Regions from separate parts of the Homo sapiens genome. Here region 2 is linked to region 1. The links are chromatin loops, found by intact Hi-C in ENCODE. Cell type or tissue: mammary epithelial cell. All regions are shown on one strand. Each heading gives the region's core, and the rest is flanking DNA. Links, peaks and the distances in the headings are about the cores only.

Region 1 (9,861 bases), core at 1,288-9,287:
CTCTTACACCGGGCGCAGTGGCTCATGCCTGTAATCCTAGCACTTTGGGAGGCTGAGGTGGGCGGATTGCCGGAGCTCAGGAGTTTGAGACCGGCCTGGGCAACAGGGTGAAACCCTGTCTCTACTAAAATACAAAAAATTAGCTGGGCATGGCAGCGTGCACCTGTAGTCCCAGTTACTTGGGAGGCTGAGGCAGGAGAATTGCCTGAACCCAGGTGGTGGAGGTTGTAGTGAGCTGAGATTACGCCACTGCACTCCATCCAGCCCAGGCGACAGAGCGAGACTCTGTCTCCAAAAAAAAAAAAAAAAAAGAAGTATGACTCTTTACCACTGCACTCCCAGTGCTAGTATCAAAGAAAGATAAGAATCATAGGATATTTACGGGTACTTGGTAGATTCCATATTTTGTTTCTATTAGCACTAGAGGAAATCACAGAATGATAACAGGGGTACTTCTCTGAAAACTGGGCGCTACTACTGTGACTCTGACAGGGTACGTAAGTAGAGGATCTGCTCCTGCGCAGCACAACAGCTAAAAGGGTAACCTGTGAGGGTCAGTGCATTAAGAATCTATAGAGGGAGCAGGGATATCTGCGAAAGAAATCTTTCTTTTTTTTTTCTTTTTTTTTTTTTTTTTTGAGACGGAGTCTCGCTCTGTCACCCAGGCTGGAGTGCAGTGGCGCGATCTTGGCTCACTGCAAGCTCTGCCTTCTGGGTTCACGCCATTCTCCTGCCTCAGCCTCCTGAGTAGCTGGGACTACAGGCATCCGCCACCACGCCCAGCTAATTTTTTTTGTATTTTTAGTAAAGACGGGGTTTCACCGTGTTAGCCAGGAGGTCTCAATCTCCTGACCTCGTGATCCGCCCACCTCGGCCTCCCAAAGTGCTGGGATTACAGGCTTGAGCCACCACGCCCGGCCAGAAATCATTTTTTTCTTTTCTTTTTATTAATTTTTGAAGTCATCATTAAGAAATCAACTTTAAATTGAAGAGAAAAGATGGCAGGATGTCAGGATTTTATTTATTTATTTGTTTTTTTGAGGCAGAGTCTTGCTCAGTCACCCAGGCTGGAGTGCAGTCGCATGAGCTCAGCTCACTGCAACCTCCACCTCCCAGGTTCAAGCAATTCTCATGCCTCAGCCTCCCAAGTAGCCAGGATTACAGGCATGTATCATCACACCCAGCTCATTTTTGTATTTTTAGTAGAGACAGTGTTTCACCACGTTGGCCAGGCTGGTCTTGACCTCCTGGTCTCAAGAGATCCACCTGCCTGGACCTCCCAAAGTGCTGGGATTACAGGCGGAACCGCTGTGCCCAGCCCTGATGTCTGGATCTTTAGTATATACATATATAATTTTCTTTCTCTTCCATTTCCATCTTTATCAAGAATCTAAACACTTTCCAGGTCCCAGGCAACCAAATGGCAAGAAAAGCTCAGAAGTGTTTTGTTTGGTAGGTAGCTAGTGTTGCTGGAACCTGGACTGTGGCTGACTAGTAAGACTGCAGGACACCAGTGCCCCTGAGGGCTCATATGGCTCCAGTAGATATGCAGGATCTAGAATAGGTAGGGAGGAGTTACAGAAGGTATGTATTGGCCGCCCACAATCACCGAAAGATGAATTTTTGCATAGGCAGAGACCTTGGTAATTAGCTAAAAATACAGGCATCACACAAACTTCTTATGATATTGGGTTGATCTCAGCAAAAGTATAGAAAGGGAAGGACTTGAAAGAAGAAGTGAATTTTCTATATGTTTAAATGTGTTAACTGGAATGCATGGACATGTGTAACCAAGACCTTTATGTTTAAAAATTAAACTTGCTCTGATCATTAATTCTATAGAATTAATGTTACCAAAGCTGCAGTAACATACTATTCAAAAATTCATTTTCCCAGACTTCTAACTACTTAAAACAAAAAACCCCCCACACACAATTACATACATTCACACAGCTGCTATGCTCCCAAATGGAATGCATATATTAATGCACACACAGAGACACTCAGAAAGCACACGTGCAGGGCTGCCAGAAGACACCCATTTTGAACCTGAGGTGCATGTGGGCCGCAGTGAAGGTCAAGAAGCCTGGCTGCATATCTGTTCAATGTCATTCATCTCTTTGGGACAGTCTGCAGAAAGGATGAGAGGTGAGTCCTGAGTCACCACTACATCATCCTCAATTCGTACACCAAGACCCCGAAACTTCTCTGGGGCATCTTTGTCATCCTCTGGAATATAAATGCCTGTGAAGTAGAAAGAAGAACATGCTGTTCAGGAATGATAGTAACTGGGTGGTTTGGGGCAAGTAAGTTAACCTCTGGGTTAAAATTCCTTCCTCTGTAATACTGGATCTTTATGGTACCTACCTAGTAAAGCTGTGAGGATTAAATGAGATAATACATGTCAAAGTGGCTGGCATATAATGGTCAACACATGTTGGTATCATTACTAAAATTATTATTGTGGTTATCTTTATATTGGACTACAAGCTAAATACAACTACGGCAATGCTGATCATGATTCTGTCATATTCTAGTGGCTCAAGCAGGCCAATAAAGTTACTTAATTTAAAAGTACGTCAATATATGTGGGGGACAAGCAGATTATGTAAGTGCATTCTTCCCCTGCCTAAGAGTCCCTTGGAAAAAGAGCACCTTGCAAAAATAAAGACAAAATATATTTAAACTGTATTCAAAGAAACATTTAGAGATTATTAGCCTTGACAACTGGAAGCTGCAGAGACAGTCATTATAAGATTTAAATATATCTGATGTGTGTAATATAAAATACAAGAGAAACTGAAAGACTTTAATGTACATTTGGAAAAATGTAGGAACCCCAGGTACCCTTTCTAATCATGAAGTTAGACACATACCAGGGCTTTTTATATTAAACAAGTTGTAAACTTCCTCCACTATCCTCACAGATACTGCTCTGCGATTGAAAAAGAAAGATCAGCAAAGGAAAATGTAGCGCAGTCTAAGGAAGCGCCCATGTACCAAACAGATTGAACTAAATGATATATCTATGGCCACAGATAGCAATGTATGACTAGGTTCAAAGGGTGGCATAAAAGACATTTCACAGCCATAATTTATACAGAGATTAAAATACTTGAAATCTAAAATTTAGATCTGTTTTCAAAACAAAACCAGCATCAGTATTTAACCATCAACTCTGACAACATCAATCTTCACACACCATTGTGGTCACTGCTTCTCTTCAGAATCCTGCCCAACACCCAGGACCATTCAAGTTAGGTAACGTATCCGATTGTTAGCTTTCTCTGAAGCTTATGAGGAAGGCGATGGATACTAAGGAGTGGGATGGTGCTGGGTAGCTCAATGCAGCTTGCAGAGGTGTTGAAACTGAGAGCATAGTGTGTCTGCCTGTCTCTCTGCACACAAGCACCGGGGGCTTTGGAAGCTTGAGCAGCCCCCCACTACTAAATGGGAGACCAGTACAAACTGGCCCTGGGAAAGGCAGGATTAAAAAAGATTCATTTCTTAATATCTACTTATAGGAAGTATTCCCCATCTGTTGTTTATTGGAGGAGTCAAACTGAACAAATTGTGTGATATTAAATAAGAATACAAAAGATAAATCGAAAATAAAATTACCTTCCACACTGGACTTTTTTTCCTGTCTCTTCTAACTTAATTACATTGGTTGAGGTAAAAATAAACAATGTGGCTGGGCGCGGTAGCTCACGTATAATCCTAGCACTTTGGGAGACTGAGATAGGTGGATCACCTGAGGTCAGGAGTTCGAGACCAGCCTGGCCAACATGGCGAAACCCCGTCTCTACTAAAAATATAAAAATTAGCCAGGCGTGGTGGCCGACACCTGTAATCCCAGATACTCAGGAGGTTGAGGCAGGAGAATTGCTGAACCTGGGGGGCGGAGGTTGCAGTGAGTGAAGATCACACCACTTCACTCCAGCCTGGGCGAAAGAGCAAAACTCCATCTCAAAAACAAACAAACAAACAAACATTTACCTCATACTACTATTGTAACACCTCTCCTTACCGGGCTCAATTGTGATTACCATCCCAGGCTGCAGAGGGAGGGAACGGGGCATGTCTGGAGTGTCATGGACATCCATCCCGAGGTAGTGGCCAACATGATGAGGACAGTATTTTCGAGCAGCCTGGAAAAGATAATTGTCACAGTATCATTAGAGCAATGACCTCTTACAGGGAATGCTGGGCAAGTATAAATCAGTGAGATATGTGTTATTATCTCCCCCATGGTTCTGCCACTTCAGTTTAATCCCTCCTTGGGCTAATACTTAAAGGCACCTGAAAAACTGCGACCTCTTACATGCAATTCTGCCAATGGCATTCTCATCAATCCACATTTCCATTCCCGCTATTTAATATACTACATACATGCAGACTTGAGTAATTCCAACTAATGACTGTGGCAAATGAAAGTCTCTTTTCTTCAGTACCACAGGAAAGATAAAAATAAAAGAAAGAAAAAAAAATCTCTTTTCTTGGGAAAGAGAGGATGACTATTATCACAGTTCTCTTTCCAATGTTCGTTCACACATCCCTCTCAGGAATCTACTCTGGAGACCCTAAATAGCTCACAGCAACTTGTGGAGAAGGCACACTTTTGGGCACCTACCAGCTTGGGTATTTCTTTCTTTTTTTTTGAGATGGAGTCTTGCTCTGCTGCCCAGGCTGGAGTGCAGTGGTGTGATCTTGGCTCACTGCAAACTCTGTCTCCTGGGTTCAAGCTATTCTCCCACCTCAGCCTCCCAAATAGCCGGGATTATAGTCATGTACCACCATGCCTGGCTAATTTTTGTATTTTTAGTAGAGACAGGGTTTTACCATGTTGGCCAGGTTGGTCTCGAACTCCTGACCTCATGTGATCCGCCTGCCTCAGCCTCCTAAAGTGCTGGGATTACAGGTGTGAGCCACTGTGCCCAGCCAGCTTGGATATTTCCGTCAGTTAGTTAAAGATTTGTTGGCCCAAGCAACAGCCAATTTATAGCTTCATTTTTACTGATAACAGAAGTCCTAGAAGGCTTAACTTGTAGGTAGGAGATGCCTAATGGTCTATCTGACTTAGGCATCTAGTATCTTAATTTTAAAGCTGAGGTTTTACGTTTTTACTGAACACCATCACATTTTGGATGCAGAAAAAAAATTCACTAATGACATGGTCTTTGGGAATATTGCTGAAGTGTCAAAAATGTCACTTAAACAACAAATACCTTCTCCTTTGACCTACAGAATAACCCATAAAAGGATTAAAAGTTAATCTCTCTCTCTTTTTTTTTTTTTTAGACACAGGGCCTTGTTCTGTGGCCCGGGTTGGAGTGCAGTGGTGCGAACATAGCTCACTGCAGCGTTGAACTTCTGGGGTCAAGTGATCCTCCCACCTCAACCTCCCAAGTAGCTGAGACTAGAGGTGTGTGCCACCACACCTGGCTAACTTTTAAATTTTTTGTAGAGATAGGGTCTTGCTATGTTTCCCAGGCTTCTCCTCATTTCTTGTTTCCTTTTTCACCCTGTCGGCACCAGACTTCATTTTAAGTTTTCTGAATACTGAGCTAGTTATGCAGCATGTAATGAATCAGCATGTGCTGCCATCTTCTGGAAGAAATAAGTACTGACTTCCTTTGTTTTAATCCATGTTAAAGCTAAATCCCTTTTATAGATCACAAAGATGATTTCTAAATCTTTTCTTTTTACTTAAAAAACCCTGTGTGTGTATGTATATATATCTACGTATGTGTGTGTATATATATATGTGTGTGTGTGTGTGTGTGTGTGTATATATCTACATGTATATAGATGGGTCTTGCTATGTTGCCCAGGCTGGCTTCAAGCAATCCTCCTGCCTCAGCCTCCTAAACTACTGGGATTACAGGCATGAATCACTACATCTGTCCCATTTCTAAGTCTAATTAGCTTTATATAGGGTAAAAACCTAGCAGCATGCTAGGTGTTCTTGAGAACTGGGGTCAAGAGAAGTGAAGTACCTTGAAGGCATTATTTTCCTTAATGTTCTTCATGATCCCCAAGTCTTTAAGCTTCTGTCCTATCAGGGTCAGCATCATGCTGTAGATGTTCTCCAAGCTTGTCCCAGGGAAGCAGAGGGCCAAACAATCTCTTTGGATCTCTAGAACGGCTTCATAGAGTTCTGCCTGAGGTGCGGTGAACCTGGGGACGGGAAAACCAAAGAACCTGAACTTAGATAATCTGATATTCTAAGAAGTTTGCTACTAAGTTTGATTAGAAAAACCCCAAGATGCTGCTGTTGCTGGGGCACTGTTGATGTTTAATAAGTACCAATCTATCAATATGGCCAGGAGCTCAATCATGTCCTAGGTGCTCAGTAGGAAGGGCAACAATCCTTCAAGCTGGAGCAGCAACACAGTCTCTTCTTCAAATGGTCAGGAGAGACATGAAGTAGGGCCAAAAGAAGCACTGAGCCATGAGTGCAGTCAGTGGGCAGATGAGGCTCAGCCATGATCCTGTTTAATCCCTTACAGCATAGACTACCATTAAAAAAAAAGGCAAGAAAGCCTAGGGACCCACTTCTGACAGGTGAAGCAGATACCATGGGATAAACTAGTCAACATCTGGGCTACTAGTAATGTACTAGCACTTAAGTGTCTTTAGAATAACAGTTTCTTTAGCAATTACGAGATAAAAAAGTGACCTGGGATGATACATGATATGTATTCTCACATACTGTTGATAGGAGTATAAATTAATACAGCCAATTACATCAAAGGCCTTAAAGATGCTCATATAACTAGAGCTTATAATTCTACTCTAATATATCCAAAGAAAATATTTGAAATTCAAAAAAGCTGAATGTACTAAAATGTTCGCTGTAATTTTATAATTGTAAATTATTAGACAAACTCTAAATGTCCCCTAATAGAAGAATGCTTAACTATAATAGCATAAGAAACCCACAGCATAATGTACCCATACCCCAGCCCACCACAGTATTACTAAATAATCATTTTTGTAATAGTTTTTTTTTTTTTTTTTTTTAGAGACAAGGTCTCACTATGTTGCCCAGGTTGGTCTGGAACTCTTCAGCTCAAACGATCCTCCTGCCTTGGCCTCCCAAAGTGTCTTTATATACACTAAAATGCATACATTTGAACGGTACAATTTTGACAAATTCATGTACCAAACCTATTGAAGCTGGGAACAATGAACTCCTAAATTCTGCTGAGTCTTCGTTGCCAGCAGAAGTGGCCCTTCCACCCCCGTCTGAGAAGGTTAACCCTGTTTTGCCTGAAAACTTGTAGGTATGTCCCTTGAGGCAGTTGCCTTGGTTCTACTAGAATTGTAACTACACTCAAGTCCCAGCAGGCTCCAAGTTAGGCAGAAAGCTTGACCCATGAGGAGGTCCACTCCACACCAAAAAGAACTGCATGAGGGGCTGGGCGCGGTGGCTCACGCCTGTAATCCCAACACTTTGGGAGGCCGAGGCGGGTGGATCACCTGAGGTCGGGAGTTCGAGACCAGCCTGACCAACATGGAGAAATCCCATCTCTACTAAAAATACAAAATCAGCTGGGCATGGTGGTGCATGTCTGTAATTCCAGCTACTCGGGAGGCTGAGGCAGAAGAATCGCTTGAAACTGGGAGGCGAAGGTTGTGGTGAGCCGAGATTGCGCCATTGCACTCCAGCCTGGGCAACAAGAGTGAAACTCCGTCTCAAAAAAACAAAACAAAAAAAGAACTGCATGAGGTTTCCAATTTCCGAAAGACAAAAATCTGGGAATGTGGGTGGGAATGAATATTTATGGTGTGGGATAATGGTAGAAGGAACACAGTTGCATCAGGCAACTTTACTGATATGGGTCCACTAATCAGAGACTCTGGATTCAACGTTGCCGCTGAAGGGGTCAGAAAAGTTCTAACAGTTTGTTGCCTAGCTGGCTGAAACACAAACCAAAAGGTAACCCACAATACATAAACACAAATGCCACAACTGCTTTGGTATACTGGAGAAGGAATTCTGCCTCAAGACTATAATATAAACCCTGCCTGAGTTTGGACTGAAGTCTGCCCTATAGATTTTGGACTCAAGCCTTATACAGACCATTTCCATCTCCCCTGAAAGCCTCCTCATGTTCATTTCTTTTTTTCTTTTTTTGAGATGGAGTTTCGCTCTTTCACCCAGGCTGGAGTGAAGTGGTGCGATCTCGGCTCACTGCAACCTCTGCCCCCACCGGGTTCAAGCGATTCTCCTGCCTCGGCCTCCCAAGTAGCTGGGATTATAGGCGCCCACCACCACGCCCAGCTAATTTTTGTATTTTGAGTAGAGATGGGTTTCTGCCATGTTGGCCAGGCTGGTCTTGAACTCCTGACCTCAGGTGATCCACCTACCTTGGCCTCCCAAAGTCCTAGGATTACAGGCATGAGTCACCACGCCTGGCCCACATGTCCATTTCTAATCAATATCCCTACTTTCCGAGGCAAATGCTATTGTGATTATTTTGACCTTAGTTTGCCAAATCTAGAACATCATATAAATGGAATCATATAATATATACTCTTTTGTGTCTGGCTTCCTTCACTGAACATAATCTATGCTCAGTGAGGGTAGAAGGTTGTCTATGCAGTACATCCATGGTGGTGCTTCAATCAGTAACAAAAAACATTCGATCAGTAATTAAAATGTTCTTTTTTATTACTGAGTGGTATTCCATTGTATGAACAGACCACAATTTGCATATTCATTCTCCTGTTGATGGACATTTTGGTTGTTATACTATTGTGAATAAATGCTGTTATGAATGTCCTTGTGCAACCCTTTTTGTTGAGAAATGTTTTCATTTCTCTTAAATACCTAGAATTTGGCTGGGCATAGTGGCTCATGCCTGTAATTCCAGTGTTTTGGCAGGCCAAGGCAAGAGAATCGTTTGAGCCCAGGAGTTGCAGACCAGCCTGGGCAACATAGCGAAACCGTGTCTCTACAAAAAAACAAAATATTAGCCAGGCATGGTGGCACGTGCCTATAATCCCAGCTACTTGGGAGGTTGAGATGTGAGGATCGCTCTCTGCCTCAGCCAACCAAGTAGCTGAGATTACAGGCACCTGCCACCACACCCAGCTAATTTTTGTTATTTTAGTATGGACGGGGTTTCACCATGTTGGTTAGACTGGTCTCGAACTCATGACCTCAAGTGATCCACTCGCCTTGGCCTCCCAAAGTGCTGGGATTACAGGTGTGAGCCACTGCACCTGGCCTTTTTACAATGTACTTCTATTCTTCCAGCTGGATAATTTCTATTTATCTTCAAGTTTGCAAACTTCTGCTGTCTCCAATCTACAGTTAAGTCTACCTGGTGAATTTCCTGTTTCAGTTAATGTACTTTTCAGCTTTAAAATTGTCATTTAAAAATTTAAAAAATTTTTAATTGTAAAACAAAACACAGATATAAAAAGCCAAACAAATCAATCAAACATAAACCTTAAGAAATTATTCAGTGGCTGTATTAAAAATACAAAAATTAGCCAGGCGGGGTGGCATCTGCCTGTAGTCCCAGCTACTTGGGAGGCTGAGGCAGGAGAACTGCTTGAACCTGGGAGCCGGAGGTTGCAGTGAGCCAAGATTGCGCCACTGCACTCCAGCCTGGGCGACAGAGCAAGACTGTGTCTCAAAAAAAAAAAAAGAAAAAAAAATTATTATAAGGTGAATACCAGTCAGATAAAACAACAACAACAACAAAAAAAAAACCCACCAAAACTTGGCAGACTATCCCAGAATACCCTTCTATAGGTCCCAGAATAATGACAATCTTACCAACAAATATCCCTCGTCCTAACTTTTTTTTTTGAGATGGAGTCTCGTTCTGTTGCCCAGGCTGG
Region 2 (9,861 bases), core at 643-8,642, 290 kb before region 1:
CTCAGCCTCCTGAGTTAGCTGGGATTACAGGCGCATGCCACCACACCCAGCTAATTTTTGTATTTCTAGTAAAGACAGGGTTTCATCATGTTGGCCAGGCTAGTCTGGAACTCCTGCCCTCAGGTGATCTTCTGACCTCGGCCTCCCAAAGTGCTGGGATTACAGGAGTAAGCCACTGTGCCGTGCCTAGCTAATGTTTTTTTTTTTTTTCAAGAGACGAAGTCTCACAGTGTTGCCCAAGCTGGTTTCAGACTCCTGGCCTCAAGTGATCCTCTTGCCTTGGCCTCCCAAAGTGCTGAGACACTGAGACAGGTATGAGTCACTTTTACCATGTATATATGTGACTTTTTAATTTTTACTAAATCATTTCTTAAAATTAAATGCCACAAAGATGATTCTGTGCCACACAGGAGTCCTACACCAGACAGAATCAGACAGCCCAGAGGCGCCCCAGACTGGGCTTTACCCTGTGCTGTGCCAGGCACATCCCTGGCTCAGAACCGAGGCTATATTACAATTACTTGTGTGCATGGCTTTTGTTTCCTCTGCCAGACTAGAGATTTCTGGATGGCAGGGTCTGTATTCTTTGTATTCCCACAGTGCCTTGTAAACAAGTATGTAAGGCTGGGCATGGTGGCTCATGCCTATAATCCCAGCACTTTGGGAGGCCGAGGCAGGTGGATCACTTGAGGTCAGGAGTTCGAGACCAGCCTGGCCAATATGGTGAAACCCCATCTCTACTAAAAATACAAAAATTAGCCAAGTATGGTGGTGTGTGCGCACCTGTAATCCCAACTACTCGGGAGGCTGAGGCAGAAGAATTGCTTGAACCCAGGAAGCGGAGGTTGCAATGAGCCAAGATTATGCCACTGCACTCCAGCCTGGGCAACAGAGCGAGACTCTATCTCAAAAAGAAAAAAAAGGCTGGGCGCGGTGGCTCATGCCTGTAATCCCAGCACTTTGGGAGGCCGAGGCAGATGGATCACGAGGTCAGGAGATTGAGACCATCCTGGCTACCACGGTGAAACTCCATCTCACTAAAAATACAAAAAAATGAGCTGGGCGTGGTGGGCGCCTGTAGTCCCAGCTACTTGGGAGGCTGAGGCAGGAGAATGGCGTGAACCCAGGAGTCAGAGCTTGCAGGGAGCCGAGATCGCGCCACTGCACTCCAGCCTGGGGGACAGAGCGAGACTCCGTCTCCCAAAAAACAAAAAAGTATGTTAATAAAATCTATTGAGTGAACACTTCTGAAAAATTCTATGAGCAAAGGTAAGGTTCCGGAAGAGCAAAAGGCAGACAAAGCAGCATGACTGGAGCAGTAGGAGCAGAGTCTGGGTGGGGCAGTGGCCGACGCCAGGCTAGAAAGGCAGATGGCAACCACGTAGCAGCAGCATTTGTCTCTAGCCTTGCAAAATGTGGAGCTGCTGAAGATCATCAGGCAAGGGGTCTTAGGTAACATGCTCCAGTGAGTGGCATGCAGGATGCAGAAAAATGGAAGAGCGGAAGGAGGCACATCAGTTAAGGGCTCACTGCCGACCTTGATGTGGAAATCCACGGGAAGCGTCCTGGAGCCCACCAGCCGTTTCATGAGGTAGCCCTTCCAGTCGGTGAACTTGGCATGGATGGCTGTGGAGGCACCAGCAGAATCCTGGTTACACAGACTGACAAACCTCCACTGACAGGGGCGCTAGCGCCGACCCAGAGTGGGGACCCCTCAGCAGTGGGGACTGAAAATAGCTGCCTCTTCAGGCCAGCAATGACTTCATCTGAGAACATCAGATTCCACACGTGGATCTGCCCCCAGGCCTCTGGGATGGGGAGGGCAGGAAGCCAGGGGGCAAGTGGATTCTGTTCTAACAAGACAGAGGACTCCCATTCTACCTAACACAAGCAGAGGACTCTCCCTCTACCAGGGGCCCTACGGGAACAAGAGAGGAAATGTTCTCATCAACTCACTCCGTGGGGGCACTAGGATCTTGCTGTTGATGGCACACCAGCCAATGGGGTGGACATCCACTGTTCCCAGGTTGCACCAGAAGTCATGGCTGGCGTCATTTTCAAAGCCTTCATACCGAAGCAGCACCCGATACCCTGAAAGGAAAGGAAAGGGCACCTGTGAGGGAGGGTGAGCTGGGGAAGGTATGTTCTGTTTTTTTTTTTTTTTTCTGAGACGAAGTCTTGCTCTGTCGCCCAGGCTGGAGTGCAGTGGCGCCATCTCAGCTCACTGCAAGCTCCACCTCCAGAGTAGCTGGAACTACAGGCGCCTGCCACCACGCCCGGCTGATTTTTTTTTGTATTTTAAATAGAGACGGGGTTTCACCGTGTTAGCCAGGATGGTCTCGATCTCCCGACCTCGTGATCTGCCCTCCTCGGCCTCCCAAAGTGCTGGGATTACAGGCGTGAGCCACCGGGCCTAGCTTGGGGAAGGTATGTTCTTAAGCCTTCTCTTTTCTCTAGCCTAAGCTGGACTTCTGGCACCTATACTTCCAGGCAAGTGGATTCCTGTTGTCCACAACAGTCCTAGCCAAACAAATTCATGCTCCTAGTTCGGAAAGCATTATGGAATGGTGCTGAGAGTTAATTCTCTATAACCTGATCATCCTTGGAATGAATTTTACTTTTTAAATTTTTTCATTTTTTATAGAGACAGTATCTCACTATATTGCCCCGTCTGGTCTCGAACTCCTGAGCTCAAACAATCCTCCTGCCTCTGCCTCCAAAGTGCTGGGATTAGAGGTGTGAGCCACGAAACCTGGCCCTGGAACAAACTTTAAAAATTGGGGTTTCCAGCCAGGCACGGTGGCTCACGCCTATAATCCCAGCACTTTGGGATGCAGAGGATCACCTGAGGTCAGGAGTTTGAGACCAGCCTGGCCAAGATAGTGAAACCCCGTCTCTACTAAAAATACAAACATTAGCCGTGTGTGGTGGCCAGGTGGCCTGTAGTCCCAGCTATTCGGGAGGCTGAGGCAGGAGAATCGCTTGAACCCAGGAGGTGGAGGTTGCAGTGAGCCGAGATCGTGCCACCGTACTCCAGCCTGGGTGACAGAGCAAGACACCATCTAAAAAAAACAAAATAACAAAAACAAACAAAAAAATTTGGGGTTTCCAAGCCTGCCAAGCTCTGTGTTCCCTTCTCCGGTAAAAGAATCCTTAGAAGTGGGGCAAAAATTCCAGTGGGTGGGATTTTTGTTTTATGAAGCCAACTCCTGCCTACAACACTGTTCACCCATCTAGAGATGTCACTCTGCAGACACATCCCTGGCCCTGCCCTGGCCAAACACTCACCTGCTGTCTGGATGACAGAGGCGATCCAGTACACCCGGCTGGGGAGCACAGCATCACTGTTGAGCACCTCCACCTTCATCCCTTTCATCACATCCTCCCACTGGTCATAGAGTGGGACCTGTGTGGCGATGAGAGTGTACCGAGAGAGTGAGCTAACTGTGCTAGCAGGGGAGACAGACTGCCTCACGGCCTCAGTCAAGTCCTCGTTTGCACCTCAACTTTTCACATCACCCACTGTGTGCAGAACCAGCTACTAGAGATAAAGAGATGAGGTCTCCTGTCCTTGAAGAGCTAAGCCGGGAGTAGAGGTGGAGGTGGTGGGATGCAGGGTGATGGCTAGAGACCCAGAGTCAGACAGAACCGAGTCCTAAAATCTTTATAGGACTGGTTTCTTACTGTATCATTTTGGGCACATGATGCCTTGGTGAGCCTCGATCCCTTCGTCCCTGTGCCAGCCCGAGCAATGGCAGGGCGCTGATATTAGCACAAATATACTTTCCTTCAATCATCATACAAACCTGGGCTGTGGGCATTATGACCCCCTTGTTTACACACAGCCATCCACCTGCAAGTTTACTCTCTACCTCCCCTCCTACTGAAATGCTCCAGGGGGCCAGGCATGGTGGCTCACGCCTGTAATCCCAGCACTTTGGGAGGCCGAGACGGGCGGATCACCTGAGGCTGGGAGTTCGAGACCAGCCTGACCAACATGGAGAATCCATGTCTCTACTAAAAATACAAAATTAGCCGGGCGTGGTGGTGGCACATGCCTGTAATCCCAGCTACTCCGGAGGCTGAGGCAGGAGAATCGCTTGAACCTGGGAGGGGGAGGCTGCTGTGAGCTGAGATAGTGCCATTGCACTCCAGCTCTGGGCAACAAGAGTGAAACTCCCATATCGAAAAAATAAATAAAATAAAATAAAGTGCCCCAGGACAGCACTGGACTGTTTCAGTTGCCTTCCCAGTACCTAATCCTCACTTTCCTGCCAATGGTACTTTTGATTCTCCTTTGGGAGAATCACTTTTTTTAGAGTCTTGCTCCGTCACCCAGGCTGGAGTGCAGTGGCGCAATCTCAGCTCATTACAACCTCCGCCTCTCAGGTTCAAGGGATTCTCCTGTCTCGGCCTCCCAAGTAGCTGGGATTACAGGTGCCTGCCACCACTTCCAGCTAATTTTTGTATTTTTAGTAGAGATGGGGTTTCACCATGTTGGCCAGGCTGGTCTCGAACTCCTCACCTCAGGTGATCCACCCGCCTCGGCCTCCCAAAGTGCTGGGATTATAGGGGTAAGCCACTGCGCCTGGCCAAATTCACCTTTTTTATTCTCAGCCCTGGCTTCAGCCAGTTGAGGTATCCCATTCCATCTCCCTGGTCACTTGAGTTTAGTTCATCACAGAACCCGGACACAGTTGCGCTAGCCCAGGCACGCAGGGGCAGGCTTTTTACAAAGCAAATTGGATTATATGTGTTAGACACAAGGATGATGCAACTCCCTGGAAATGAAAATGCTGAAACTATTAGAGAATTCAGGGCAAAAAAGAGGCTCCCCCTCCAGCAGGAAGGAGGTGCACCTTCATTAGCCATTCAGAGACGAGAGGAGTGAGTTAGCTGAGTCAAGAAGCAGCTGTCATTGTTCAGGGCACTCCCCAGAGTTCAGTGGCAGTTCTGAAAGGAGGAGAGGAAGTGGCTTACTCTGGGTAAAAGACTCCCTACTTCCTCAAGACTAAAGAGGCCTCCTCCTGGATTTCCCGGAGCTTAGGGACGTGGTGTGAAGACAAAACAAGAGTGCTGTTGTGGGCTCTGCTCTCCCGGCCTGCAGGCTCCACACGTCACAGCTGCTGGATATTCGGTTCTTGCGCTCAAGCCCCGCCCCTAAGGGCCTTGCCCTTCGTTCTGGCTTTTACATGATCCGCATCGAGGAGCCTTTTACAGAAGTGGCTCCAGGAGCATCCACATCTGCCTCTCGGGGCCCACGGGGCCCAGGCCAGCTACAGAAGCACCCTGCTTTCCATGGGAAAATGCTGCAAATGGGGGAGAAAGGAGAGAAGGGTTTCAGACTGCAAAGACCCTTCGACATCAGCTAGCACCAAGTTCCATCATGTAAATAAACTGAAGGGCTTCAGACCGGGAGTGAAGCCAAGCAGGTGATAGAAGTGTTTGTAGGAGGATTTTTTTGACATAAACATGAAATGGAGCGAGTGGTAACGCCATCCGTCTCCTGCCCAGACCTCCCCACTGTCACTGTCCAGCCTGAAGCCGCCCTGGTGAAGCAGGTGGAGGAGCAGCTCCAGGCCCGGCTCCCCGGCCTCCCTCCCTCAGCTCCAGGGCACTCACGTGCTTGAAACAGCTGACGGGAGCAGCCTTGTAACTGTGATCCTTCAGGAACTTCCCCCAGTCGAAGCCCAAGACCAGAGCTGCAGAGCAGAGAGGACGAGTCAGACTAGGAGCCTGCGCAGCAGCCACTCCAGGAGCCTGGACCCCAAGGGCCCTGTGGGACCTGCAGAGGTAGGTCCCCCACCCCCAGCAGCCCCTCTCACAGCGCTGCCCACGACACCCTCCTTCACTCCCATACCTGATCCACCAGTGGCCATGAGGGACCACTGTTGAGGACTGAATTGAAAGGTGGCAAGACTCTCAGGAGTAGAGGAACATTCAAAGGGAAATTTCTCGCCCTTCTTCCCCCAAAGGGGAAAACTGAAATATCCCTGGGCTTAAATTCCTCCCTCCGCCCTGAACCTGATTGGCCACACCCAATCTAAATGTGGGGGAGGGGGTGCGCACACACCAGGGCCCCTCCAACTGAGCTCCGGCCTGCTGAGCTCAATTTCAGTTAGAAACTCAGAACAATGATAGCAGAGTTGCTTTATGCATACATTTAACTTGCTTAGCAATTGCTACACACTCAGAGAGAGGCTCCTTTCCTTATCCCACCACCCCTCTCCAAACCTGCCTTCAAACCATATCTGGGCCTTCGTTGCCCCAGGGAAACAGAAACCAAAAGGATAAAAGCAAAGAGAAACAAAAACAGCCAATTCTTGGCTTTTGAATTATCATGGGTAGGAGTCCTGATAATTTAAGGGTGTTTGAAGGCATTTTTCTGGGTAATTTCCACAATACCCAACAGGTGAGGAAGATGCAATCCGCAGTGACCCTGACTTAGGGCACTTTCTACCTGGCCGGTTTGCCCAGTCTTCATTCCTAGGAAAGGCCACCCCAAACCCAGTCTCCTCCCCAGCCACGGCAGCTTCCTAAGCAGGGCCCTCTGCTATCTTACCGTCTTGTCCTGTTGGTGTCCCATCTGCCAGCTGTCCTGTCCCTTGAGAGTGGAGGAAGGCTCCAATTTTGGCAGACCAGGCAGCCTTGTGCAGGACTTTGGCTTTTTTGGTCGGTGGTTTTCCCTGGAGAGGAGGACAGAGGCTATGTGTAGCCTGGCGGCTGGGATCATGAGTCTGGATTTGGGCCGCCAAGTTGAAGTCCTGGGCTTGGGCCAGTGACTTAACCTCTTTTGGGCTTCAGTTTCTTCATGTGTGAAACAGTGATGACAATAACAATCCTGAGCTCAGGGGGTGGTTGTGGGGAAGCGTCGGGGGTGCTAGGGGGTGCTAGGCAGTGCTGCAGAGCAGGGAGAGACCCATGTTCTATCTTTTAAGCCTTTCTGTCCTCCCAGATTCAAGTCTCAGTCATCTCCTTCCTCCAGTGTCGCTACTGATAGATCCAAAGCAAAGAATGGGCCTCACAGGGGCCCAGAAACGCTCATGAACTGGGAGGCAACCTTCTGTACATACGCGAATGTTTGGGAGAGGGTCCACATAGGCGAATGTTCGGGAGAGGGTCCACATAGGCGAATGTTCGGGAGAGGGTCCACATAGGCGAATGTTCGGGAGAGGGTCCACATAGGCGAATGTTTGGGAGAGGACCCACAGCTTTCATTAGGTACTCAAAGGGGGTCCTCCCTTTCCAAAGGGAATGGCCACTGATCTGGTCTGTATTTTGTAACTTAAGTACTGAACAGGAAGGCCAGGAATTTACTAAAGAGATCAGTGAAGCAGAAATCTGGGTTTAAGTCCCAAACAAACCTACAGGGCAAATCCCAGTTCTACAGTTTTTAGTTGTATACCTTTAAGTAAGTTACTAAAATTTCTGAGCCTTTATAAAAAGGAATTTTTTTAAAAATCAAATTTTTTAAGATCGTTAATTGGACTGAGAATGTCAAGCCCTTAGCAAGTACTCCCAAACCATAGCTATTAATATTACCAATATTATTCTTAGCTCTCGGAAGAGAGGGATCTTTCGGTGCCTTAAGTAAAATCTACAAAATGGGGAAACAATGGTAATTGTCTCACAAAGGCGACAGTGTATGAAGCAGTAAGCAGAAGGATCTGGGACACAGCAATTTCTAATAAACATCGGTGGTGCTCAAACTTCGCTGCACATTAGGATCACCTGGGAGCTCTTCCAATCTCTGTCCAGGCTACACACCATCCCAGTTAAATCAGAACCTTTCGGAGTAGGACCCAAGCATCAATATATTTTACATAATATTTTCCCCCCAGGCTGGAGTGCAGTGGCACGATCTCGGCTCACTGCAACCTCCACCTCCCAAGTTCAAGCGATTCTCCTGCCTCAGCCTCCCGAGTAACTGGGACTACAGGCGTACAACACCACGCCTGGCTAATTTTTGTATTTTTAGTAGAGACGGGGTTTCATCATGTTGGCTGGGATGGTCTCGATCTCCTGACCTCGTGATCCGCCCGCCTCGGTCTCCCAAAGTGCTGGGATTACAGGCGTGAGCCACCGTGCCCGACCAGCATCAATAATTTTTAAACTTTCCAGGTGATCCCAACATGCAGGCAAATTTGGGAAGCAGTGTTGCAGATGCTGGTCCCAGCTACTGGGAAACAAGGTAAGATGAGGCCCCTGAGATGAGGTTCCAGCCTCAATTCCGCCATTCTCCTCCTACAGAGCCACACTAGGTATGTCATTCTACCTCCTTGGACCTCAGTATACTTATCAATAAATGTGTGGGTTCAACACCACATCCAAGAATCTTTCCATCTCTAAAGATTCTATAAATATCAGTAATTTAGAAAATTGGCAAGACTTTCTAGGTAGCTGCCTGTGACATGGAGTCCGAGGAGGCATGGTCTTCCTGAAGCCACCGTGGCTGGTGAACCTTGGGCCTGTTTCCCAACTTCCTTTGAAAGGATTTATAAAAGTGTGGGGTGAAGACCAAGGGTGTCAGACTCCCCCATAGTTCTTGTTTAAAATGTACTGAATACACCAGACTCTGGGGGATGATGGTAGGTAATGGAGCGTAGCTTCAGGAACCTATAATTTAAAAAGCTCCACAAATGGATTCTACTGTCCTCTGAAGTTTGAGAACATAATAAATACCAGCTGGCCACAAGCAAGGACCTTTTCAAACTTTCCTGGCCCTGGCCTTCAGTCACTTGGTGGTTCCTGTCTCAGCACCAAAGGCACCGGGAAGGATCCAAGTGATTGCCTCTCACCTGTAACCTAGCCAAGATACTGGCTTTCTTGGAGTTGGAGGAGTAGCTCCTGGAGCAGGAGACGCTGCAGAACCTCTTGGTCTTGGAGAAGAAGGCTTCCCTTGTACCCACGATACCACACATCTCACAGACAGCTGGGAAGAGAACTTAGCACATGACTCACCCGATATGACCACCTCAAAGCAAACAAAGTGATGGGCCCTTCAAAACCTGGGGCACTGCATTAACCAGGTGAGCCCCTGCCCCCACAAAGGCTAATGGAATAAGAGGAGGAATGGGAGGTACTGGTGTGTATATCCTGAATCTACCTGAATGAAGTGCTGCTGCTTGGCCTCCCTTGGCTACAGATGTCAACAGAGGGGCTAATGGAAATCCATGAGGACGACTGGGGGAACAGGTGAGTGTTGAAAAGTTTGTCAGAGGAAAGTGAGAAGAAACTAGGCATGGTAGCTCCTGTCTGTAATCCCGGCAGTTTGGGAGGCCAAGGAGGGAGGATTGCTTGAGGGCAAGAATTTGAGACCATCCTGGGCAACATAGCAAGACCTTGTTGCCCAAAAAAAAAAAAAAAAGGCCAGGTGTGATTTGGCGGGGGGAAACTGCCTGAGCCCAGGAGGCTGAGGCTGCAGTGAGCCATGACTGCACCACTGTACCTCTAGCCTGGGCAACAAAGTAAGACACTGTCTCAAAAAAAAGCGAAAAAATTTATAGGAAGAAAAAGTGCCAAAGTCACTTAACCTCTGTGGCTCTATTTTCTCATCTATATAGTAAAGGGACTGAACTAGATCAGTGTTTTATTTATTTATTTTTGAGACGGAGCCTTGCTCTGTCACCCAGCCTGGAGTAGTACACTGGCGCAATCTTGGCTCACTGCAAGCTCTGCCTCCCGGGTTCACGCCATTCTCCTGCATCAGCCTCCCGAGTAGCTGGGACTACAGGCACTGCCACCACACCCAGCTAATTTTTTTGTGTTTTTAGTAGAGACGGGGTTTCACCATGTTAGCCAGGATGGTCTCAATCTCCTGACCTTGTGATCCGCCGTGTCGGCCTCCCAAAGTGTTGGGAT

What was found. Peaks named below come from ENCODE experiments on the same cell type or tissue, not always from the same donor. Only the 100,000 strongest peaks of a DNase experiment are listed, where the experiment ranks them.
Region 2: a loop joins it to region 1, with 5 times the contacts of the local background. A loop is called at or near these places in 2 of 110 quality-filtered maps.

Annotation. Positions count from the first base shown.
Region 1 is chr22:40,918,652-40,928,512 of GRCh38, reverse strand. XPNPEP3 (X-prolyl aminopeptidase 3) reads right to left here. Exons shown (of 10, transcript NM_022098.4): 8 at 6,000-6,180; 9 at 4,031-4,151; 10 at 1-2,244. The coding sequence ends at 2,078. Among named protein-coding and RNA genes, the nearest start is that of RBX1, 28 kb to the left of the region's middle. In mammary epithelial cell, for the core only: a CTCF peak has its summit at 5,598 (motif pointing left); no DNase peak of the experiment used is centred there.
Region 2 is chr22:41,212,964-41,222,824 of GRCh38, reverse strand. It overlaps L3MBTL2 (L3MBTL histone methyl-lysine binding protein 2), which reads right to left. Exons shown (of 17, transcript NM_031488.5): 3 at 8,799-8,932; 4 at 6,563-6,686; 5 at 5,623-5,702; 6 at 3,289-3,406; 7 at 1,957-2,091; 8 at 1,538-1,626. L3MBTL2-AS1 (L3MBTL2 antisense RNA 1) reads left to right here and starts at 5,198. Exons shown (of 3, transcript NR_148200.1): 1 at 5,198-5,793; 2 at 8,122-9,195. RefSeq lists enhancers at 3,630-4,326, 4,327-5,024. In mammary epithelial cell, for the core only: no CTCF peak of the experiment used is centred there; no DNase peak of the experiment used is centred there; H3K27ac peaks cover 581 bases.